Linked DNA regions of Homo sapiens: region 2 is linked to region 1. Evidence: read pairs that join two places in POLR2A ChIA-PET (ENCODE). Cell type or tissue: B cell. All regions are shown on one strand. Links, peaks and the distances in the headings refer to the core of each region. The heading gives the core; the rest is flanking DNA.

The links. Peaks named below come from ENCODE experiments on the same cell type or tissue, not always from the same donor. Only the 100,000 strongest peaks of a DNase experiment are listed, where the experiment ranks them.
Region 2: POLR2A ChIA-PET joins it to region 1 with 8 read pairs; 4 of 35 experiments call an interaction of 5 or more read pairs at or near these places.

The regions. Positions count from the first base shown.
Region 1 is chr11:64,641,612-64,645,991 of GRCh38, forward strand. The region is part of intron 17 of NRXN2 (neurexin 2); the gene reads right to left. NRXN2-AS1 (NRXN2 antisense RNA 1) reads left to right here and starts at 2,238. Exons shown (of 3, transcript XR_001748259.3): 1 at 2,238-2,971; 2 at 4,028-4,380. In B cell, for the core only: no CTCF peak of the experiment used is centred there; DNase peaks (open chromatin) are centred at 797, 937, 2,354, 2,478 and 1 weaker place; H3K27me3 peaks cover 2,959 bases.
Region 2 is chr11:64,416,392-64,420,771 of GRCh38, forward strand. LOC105369341 (a long non-coding RNA gene) reads right to left here and starts at 3,824. Exons shown (of 4, transcript XR_001748069.2): 1 at 3,746-3,824; 2 at 1,912-1,974. It overlaps LOC124902689 (a long non-coding RNA gene), which reads left to right and starts at 1,745. Exons shown (of 2, transcript XR_007062720.1): 1 at 1,745-4,231; 2 at 4,341-4,380. RefSeq lists an enhancer at 1-306. In B cell, for the core only: no CTCF peak of the experiment used is centred there; no DNase peak of the experiment used is centred there; H3K27ac peaks cover 1 bases; H3K27me3 peaks cover 287 bases.

The DNA of each region.
Region 1 (4,380 bases), core at 160-4,159:
AAGATATGAAGTGATGGGGGGCCTGAGATGGGGCTGAGGAAGGACGGAAATGAGAAGGTGATGGGGTCTGAGAAGGAAGGTTAAGTTTTTCCATAGATGGTTATGAGGGGCAGAGATAGGAGGTGATTGTAAGTGGACAGCGATAGAGGACTGACACAGGAGGGGAAGCCTGGAAACGGGAAGTGCTGGACCTACAGAGGTGAGATGCTGGGGGTCAGAGGTAGAGACAGAGCAGAGATGAGGGGACATGGAAGGGAGACACTAGAGATTAGGGGAACAAGGATGGGAGAATGGCGGGACAGTGGAGTGAGTTGGGAGGTGATGGAAGGCCAGTCATGGGAAAAGAAAGGAAGGTTGCTAGAGGGATGGAGGTAAAACAGAGACATACATGAAGAGGTCAAGGAGGAAGAGACATGTCAGAGGCAGAAATGACAGATGTGACAGAGGTGGGAGAGAGGTGAAGGGGGAGAGATGACAGACCAGCGATGGAAGGGTGAGGGTGAGGCAGAGGTGGAGGCAAGACAGATGGAGAGATGATAAGGGGCCGAGATGGAGAAGGTGATGCGCAAGAGAAATGGAAGGCAGAGCTGCACGGAGAGGATGAAAGGACAGACAGGGCGGGGAGGGTAAGGAAGTAGAAGGAGATAATGAACCAGACCTAGGGGTAAGCAGGTTTAGGTGAGGCCAGGAAGCAAAGTGCTGAAGACAGAGATGAGGGTGATGGGGGAGAGGAGAGATGGAGGCAAGGGTGGGGCTGAGATGATGGGAGCTGGAGATTGGAGGTGAAGGGGCTCCGGGACGCAAAGCAGAGGGGCCAGGCTCGGCGTGCACAGCTGGGGTGGGGCCCGCGGGGGCCCAGCTGCGCACACGGGAAGCGCCCCCCGCCCCCGGGCCAACCGGGTGGCCGGCATCTACAGTGCCACTTACCGTGGCCGCCGCGGGTGAGGAAGGGCATGCGGTTGATGGCGATGGGCACGGTGCCGTGCTTGCTGTGGAAGTGGTGGACGTGGTGGGTGGTGCTGAGGCTGGAGGAGACCCGGGCCCCCTCGGCCGCCCCCAGCAGCAACAGCAGCAACAGCGGCAACAGCGGCAGCAGAGGTGGCGGCGGCGGCGGTGGAGGCGGCGGCAGGGGCCCAGCCAGGGCCGGGGGGCGGCGCGGGCACCCCCCCGGCCCGCTCCCCCCGGGGGGCATTTCGGCCCGGGGGCGACCGCCTCACAGCCCCATGGCCGGGGGCGGGGACGCGGGGCTGCGCAGCCCCGCGAAGCCCCCCTCCGGCTCCGAGCTCCGGGAGCGGGGTAGGGATGAAGCGGAGGTAAACCAGGGCCCAAGCCTCGGTCCGGAGCCAACAAAATCAACTGGATCCCGCCGGGAAATCGGGGGTCCGCGGAGCGGCAACGCCAAGGTCCAGGATGCCTGGGTCCATCGCGAGGAGCTAGGGGTCTCTCTGCATCCCGGCGGGGTCGGAGCGGCGCAGAGGGCCGTCAGAAACCCGGGGGAGCGCCCGGGGGAGGGGGCATGGTGCCGAGTGGAGAGGGAGGGGAGCGCGGGGGCCAAGCAGGGAGGGGAGAGCGAGGGAAATCCTGCGGAAAAACCGAGCTGGGGAGCGGGGCGGTGCGGGCTGGAGGAGAGAAGAGGGACGGAGACCTGGTTCCCCCGAAGGCGGGAGACCGACGGCGACTGGGGCCGGCCGCGCCGCTGCTGCCGCTGCCGCCCGACGGAGGCCGGGGGAAAGGAGGGAGCGGCCGGGGGAGGGGGGGGCGGGAGAAGGGGGAAGGGAAGCAAATCCGGGTGAGGGGGGAATGAAGGGATAGGAGAGGAGGGGATAGGAGAGGAGGGGAGCGGGGCTGAGCCGAGGAAAGGCGCGAGCCTGCGAGATTCCGGCGGAGAGATGGAGGCAGCGAAGTGTTGCTGCAGAGGCTGAGAGGGCTGGAAGGGAGAGGGAGGGAGGGAGAGAGGGAGAGAGGGAGAGAGGGAGGGAGGGAGGGAAGGAGGAGAGCGGAGAGGGGAGGGGAAGCGCGGGAGGAGGAGGGGGCAGGGCGGAGGGACCAGAGCGGCTCCCGATCTGCGGGCGGCGCTGGGCAGCTCAGCCGCGCGGCACCTGGCTAGCCCGCTCGGCGCTCTCCTCTCCTCTGCGCGCGCCCGCCCCTCCCCCGCGCCTGGACGCGCGCGCTCCTCCTGCACCCCCCTCCTGGAGAAGGGACCCTGCTGAATAATGGAACGGGATTGAGGCTAGCAAGAGAGGCCACTTTCTTCCTCCCCGCCCACCCCACCCGGATGAACCCCAATAATGCTCTCTGGCACAGCCTGCTGAGATGCCGCGGCGGCCACCTCTGCACCACCCCTCGCAACGCACGTGCACACTGAGATGTGTATCGGCTTGGGTATGGAAACATCCACGTGCCCATATGGGCACAGTGTGCGGGTAGGCACACAGGCTCAGACACATACATGCATGCATGTGCTCACAGACACTGGCACACCAACTTACTCTCAGGGGAGCATATACACATGCTCACAGGGCATACATCCGTGCACACACACGTTTGATCACAGGACATGAATGGCCAACATACACACAGACACCCCTGCTCCCCAAGCTCACCCTCCAAAATAGGGTCCACAGCATACAGTGCACCCAGAGCCTTCGAGGTACTCAGGAATAAGACATGCCACACACGTACAACTCCCCACCACCTCCCCAAAAAGCTGCTCCCCCAGCCCCCTGCACAAGCCTCTCCTGGACTCCTCCAATCCTTCCTCTCCACTACCACTGCCCCTCCCCCAGCCCCAACCTCTCCCTCCATGGGGGGTCTAGAGGACACCTGCCCACTGAGTGTCCCATTTAGGACAAAACCCTTCCTGGGCCACGTATGTCAAGCTGAGGAAACCACTTCTCCTTCAGGATGCCCTCCAATTGGGTTCTGTCCCCCAAACTTTTGGACGCTCTGGAAAGCACCTGTGGCCCCAGAGGTAAGCACAGAGAGACTCCTTTCCCGTCACCGGGTCGTATGCACCAACCTGCTCGGACAGGGGAGAGGGTGGGAAGGCAGAGGGTAGAGGAGGAGGGAAAGGAGGAGAGAGGTGGAGAGGGCACCTGGGGGAGCTGAAGAAACAGTGCAGCGGAGTGAGGAGGAGGGCTGGGTAAGGAAAGGACAGGAGGCAGGGGCGGGTGAAGTGAGAAAGGGGAGGGCTGGGAGAGAGGAGGCTGGGAGGGGCTGGAGAGAGCTGGCTCCTATTTATTGATTCTAAACTCCATTTGGGAGCAAAAACTGTCACCACGAGCCCCATGTGCCACCCCCAGCTCCAGGATGCAGTCAGGACCCAGGACATCTCCCCAATGCTGCTGCCAGTCCTCCATCCCTACTACATGCCAGAGCTGGATTTGGCCCCCAGGTCTTTAGAAGTGAAGAAAGCGGTCCTCAGAGGCACCCAGAGGAGGCTTCCGGTGGTGCAGGGCCCCGAGCCATGCAGTGCTGGAGGAGAGACTGCATGCCAGGAGCAGGGCTGGGGCCCCCAGAGGCCACGTCCTCCTGCCCTCTCTATCACGTTCTTGGGCCCCTGGATCTGGAATATAGACTGACACAGCTCTGAGCAGGCAGAAAATTTATGGTTCCACAGGGAGGGAGGGAGGAGCCGGTGGCGAGAGGAAAGGAAGGGAAACCGCCTAGAGGCCAATCAATACCAGTGAGTGGGAACTGGAGAGAGATGGGGGGGCCAAGGCTGAGAAGGGAGGGGGAGATATAGAGGGTAAAAAAGAAGGGAAAGACAGAGGTATGTAAGAGATCAATAGAGACTGCAGAGATGAACGGAGACAGGGAGGCAGAGATGGTAAGGAATTGACCGCCTGGGAGAGGCAGGAGACAGGCTCTGAAAGACAGAGGAGTAAGCAGGCCTGATGGGAACACCTCGGTCCCAAATCTCAGCCCTGGGAAGTGTCTCTTTTAGCTACCCTTTCTCATTTCATATTCTCTTTTTCATTTGCTGTCCACTTTCCTCCATCTCATCTTTTCTCTCCTGTCTTCCCAGAGCAGACACTCATAAGCCTTAAAGGAACACAAAGTCCCCTCCACCCCCAGGAGTAGTCCCCATGTCACAGATGGAGAAATTGAGGTGGTAAGTGGGGAAAAGTTGTTCTGAAGGTGTGACCTCTCCTCACCCTAGTCTCTCCCCCACCAGACAGCTCCAACCCCCAGCCCCACCCTTCAGAGGACAGGCCCTGCTCCTTCCACCTTTGCCATTTCTACCCTCTTTCCTCTCTTGAAACCAGGGCCTGCCTGCGCCCCCAGGGCCTCCCACGGGTGAAGGCAGAGCTAACTGAACGGGTCTCTCTGCTGGGTTCCTGCCTGACCTTGTACATCACAGGGCCCCAAGAAGACGTG
Region 2 (4,380 bases), core at 189-4,188, 230 kb before region 1:
GTGTTTGTCTCAGCAGAACAGAGGCAGGCTACCACGGACAGATGCATTCTGGCCATGGTTCCAATGGAGAACCCCGGTGGAACAACCCACCAAACCCACTGTGCCACTGCTGAGTAATGGGGGACTTAGTTTCAGCAAAATGACATCATCACTTATGTTAATTTAGTGCTGTTTGAATTTTACTGGTCGTTTGTTTTGTGTTTAATTTGTATTGGCTTACAGTTCTGTAAGAACAACAATCATAGCTTTTGTGTTTATCTGTGTTTAAGTAAATTATAAAGAATGAGGCTGGGCGCGGTGGCTCACGCCTATAATCCCAGCACTTTGGGAGGCCAAGGTGGGTGGATCACTTAAGGCCAGGAGTTCTAGACCAGCCTGGCCAACATGGTGAAACCCTATCTCTACTAAAAATACAAAAAAATTAGCTGGGCATGGTAGTGCACATCCGTAATCCTAGCTACTCGGGAGGCCGAGGTAGGATGATTGCTTGAACCCGGGAGGTGGAGATTGCAGTGAGTGCCACTGCACTCCAGCCTGCGTGACAGAGCAAGACTCCATCTCACAAAAAGAAAAAAAAAGAATGATTTACTCAACAATTGGTTCTGAGAAATTGGATATCTACATGCAAAATAATGAAGTTGAACCCTTACCTTATACCATAGACAAAAATTAACTTAAAATGGACCAAAGACCTAAACATAGAGCTAAAACTATAAAACTCTTAGAAGAAAACATAGGGGAAAAGCTGCATGACATTGGATTTTGCAATGACGTCTTGGTTTTGATACCAAAAGCACAGGCAACAAAAGAAAAAAAATAGATAAATGGAACTTTGTTAATATTAAATATTTTGTGCATCAACAGACACTTTTTTTTTTTTGAGACAGGGTCCTGCTCTGTTACCCAGGCTGGAGTGCAGTGGTGTGATCTTGGCTCACTGCAACCTCCAGCTCCCAGGTTAAAGTGATTCTCTTGCCTCAGCCTCCTGAGTAGCACCACCACACCCGAGTAACTTTTGTATTTTTAGTAGAGACGGGATTTTGCCATGTTGGCCAGGCTGGTCTTGAACTCCTGACCTCAGGTGATCCACCCGCCTCAGCCTCCCAAAGTGCTAGGATTACAGGTGTGAGCCAATGCGCCCAGCCTGATAGGGAGTTAATATCCAAAATGTATAAGGAACTCCTACAACTCAACAATGAAAAACAAATGAATTAAAGAATGGGCAAAGGACTTGAATAGACATTTCTCCAAAGAAAAACATGAAAGCACATGAAAAGATGCCCAGCATCGCTAATCATTAGGACACAAATGAAAACCACAGCCAGATACCACTTCACACCCAGTCAGATGCCTATAATAAAAAAAAAAAACAGCACATGTTGGCGTGGATGTGGAGACTTTGGTAACTGTGTGCCCTTCAGGGGAAAGTGTAAAATGATGAATTTGCTTTGGAAAATGGTATAGTGGTTCCTCAAATAATTAAACATAGAACTACCATATAATCCAGTAATTCCATTTCTGAGTATATACCTAAAACAATGGAAAGCAAGACGTTGAAGAGATTTGTACACCCATGTTCCTAGCAGCATTCTTCACAATAGGCAAGAGGTGGAAACAGTGCAGTTGTCCATTGACAGATGTATTAGTCAGTTTTCATGCTGCTGATAAACACATGCCTTAGATTGGTTAACTTTTTTTTTTTTTTTTTTTTTTTTTGAGATGGAATTTTGCTCTTGTTGCCCAGGCTGGAGTACAACAGCTCAATCTCGGCTCACTGCAACCTCTGCCTCCCGGGTTCAAGCAATTCTCCTGCCTCAGCCTCCTGAGTAGCTGGGATTACAGGTGCCCGCCACCACGCCCAGCTAATTAAGACTGGTTAACTTATAAAGGAAAGAAGTTTAATTGACTCACAGTTCCACATGGCTGGGGAGGCCTCACAATCATGGTGGAAGGCAAGGAGGAGCAAAGTCATGTCTTATGTGGCGGCAAGGAAGAGAGAGAAATGAGAACAAAGCAAAAGGGGTTTCCCCTTATAAAACCATCAGATCTCATGAGACTTATTCAATACCACGAGAACAGCACAGAGGAAACCGCCCCCATGATTCAACTATTTCCTCACTGAGTCCCTCCCGCAAGTGGGAATTATGGGAGCTACAATTCACGATGAGATTTGGGTGGGGACACAGCCAAACCATATCAACAGATGAATGGCTAAGCAAAATGTGGCCTATCCATACAGTGGAATATTGCTCTGCCTTAAAAAGGAAGGAAATTCTGACACATGCTACGCGTGGATAGACATTCAGGATCTCGTGCTAAGTGCAACGAGCCAGTTATGAAAGGACAGATACTGTAGGATTCCACTTATAGGAGGCACCTGGAGTGAGATGCATAGAGTCAGAGAGTGGAATGGTGGGTGCCAGGGGCTGGGGGAGGGGCAAATGGGGGGTTAGTGTGGAGTTCTGGTTGGGAAGATGAAAAAGTTCTGGAGCTGAATGGTGGGGATGGTCACACAACAATGCACTTAATGTCACTGGACTGTATACTTAAGAATGGCTAAAATGATAAATTTTACGATATACATATTTCACCACAATAAAAGTTAAAAAGAATAATTTAGATAAACCCTGGGAAGGTGTTCATCAAGGTTTCCAAAATGCCAGGTGGTCCTGGTCTTAGTCAGGTGTCTGGATGGAGAATGCTGGTGCCCCAACTCCTCCTCCTGTCTGTGCCCACACGCAGTGCTGGGCCGGACACTTGTCTGTCCTGAGGGGAATGTGCAGCCTCTGGGCCTCCCTGGAGAGAACAGGTGAAGGAATGCCTGGGGCTCTCTCTGTGCCCTCCTCGGGAGGAAACGGGACCCAGGCGATCTTGGACAGAAGCAGGGTCCCGAGCAGGGGATCACTAGCTGCTTCCGTCCGTCTCTCTTCGGCCCTCCTGTCTGCCAGCTGCACCTCTGCTCTCTTCCAAGGGGCAGCCCCCACCAGGGGCAGTTGTCCAGCTCTTGTGCCTGGGCCGGCACTGGCAAGTTCATTTCCATGGGCATAAGCAGTCTCCATTCTGGCTTGGCAGCAATAAACCTGGCACTGGATGTTGTCCTGGTCCATACATATGTGCCAATCGGTCCAGACTCCTAGAGCTCAACAAATGGTCCTGTGAGAGCCTGGCGCTGTGTGAGCCCGGGAAGGCAGTGCAGTGCAGTGGCCAGGTCATGTCACCCAGGCTAGGGCTTGGCCTTCTGGGGAGCACAGCGAGGGATGGCCTGCCCTAAGGAAGGCCCTCTCTGAGGTGGGGATGGTTTTCCAGGGTTCCCTGGGCTCCCAGGTGCTCCCTCCTCCCCTGTACCCCACTCTTCCATACCCCGGGGCTCATCCCTTCTCCACTTGGGTCCTTGTTCCACTGAAAATCTCCCCCTACCCTCCCATCTCATGGTTTTCTTCCTCCCCGCTGGCTCTGCCTTCCCTTCAACCAGCACCAATGCCAAAATCAGCACCAGGAGCTGCCATTCATATCGTCTCTACCATATGCCCATTTGAATCCTTATTGACAAGCTTGTGACCTTTGTCAAATTAGTGACCTATCTGAGCCTCAGTTTCCTTTCCTGTAAAATGGGCACATTAATACCTATTTTACAGATGGTTGTGAGATGGGTCGTGCCTGACACCATTTGGCGCTCAGCCAACTCTTGTTTGTTTCGTCGATTCTGCTGGGTTGCCTGGCATTTTGATTTATCTTTAATTCATACCTTTGAATCTGCTGTAAACTTGGCAGCCACATCACCAAGCTCGTTAGATTGCAGGTTGGGAAGCCTAATTAGGTTCTAAGGAGGTTAGAAATCTGTCCTCAGGGACAAGTTCTCAAGCTTTAGAATGTGGACTCATGACGTCATTTTGGTCCCTGGAGGCATTCTTCTCTAGCTGTATGTGGGAAGCTCTGTGTTCCAGGCTGTGAGGCTGCCAGGCAACAAAGTTTCCCAAGTCTCAAGGAGCCATGTTGTGAGTGTTTGACAGCCAGGTCTTGGAAAGGAAGGCCAACATGCCCTGGGCTGATCAGACTCCATCATGTTGACTCCTGGGAGGCACATTTTTGAGAAACAATTAGGAACCAGGAAGCATTCTGAGGAGGAAAGCCAGGATAAAGAAGACTCAGATAAAAAAGTCATCCCACCAGGTCTGGATGCAGTGTGACTGTATCAGTCAGCTTTTGCTGGGTTATGCCAAGTAACAAACAGGTACCAAACTCAGTGGCTTATAATAATTATAATAAAAAGGGTTGTTCTTATTAATGTTGCACATTGCCTGCAGTAGGTGTGAGCCTGTTCTATGTTTTTTTCATTCTAGGATTCAGGCTGAAAGATCAGCTATGAAACTGCTGGTTTTG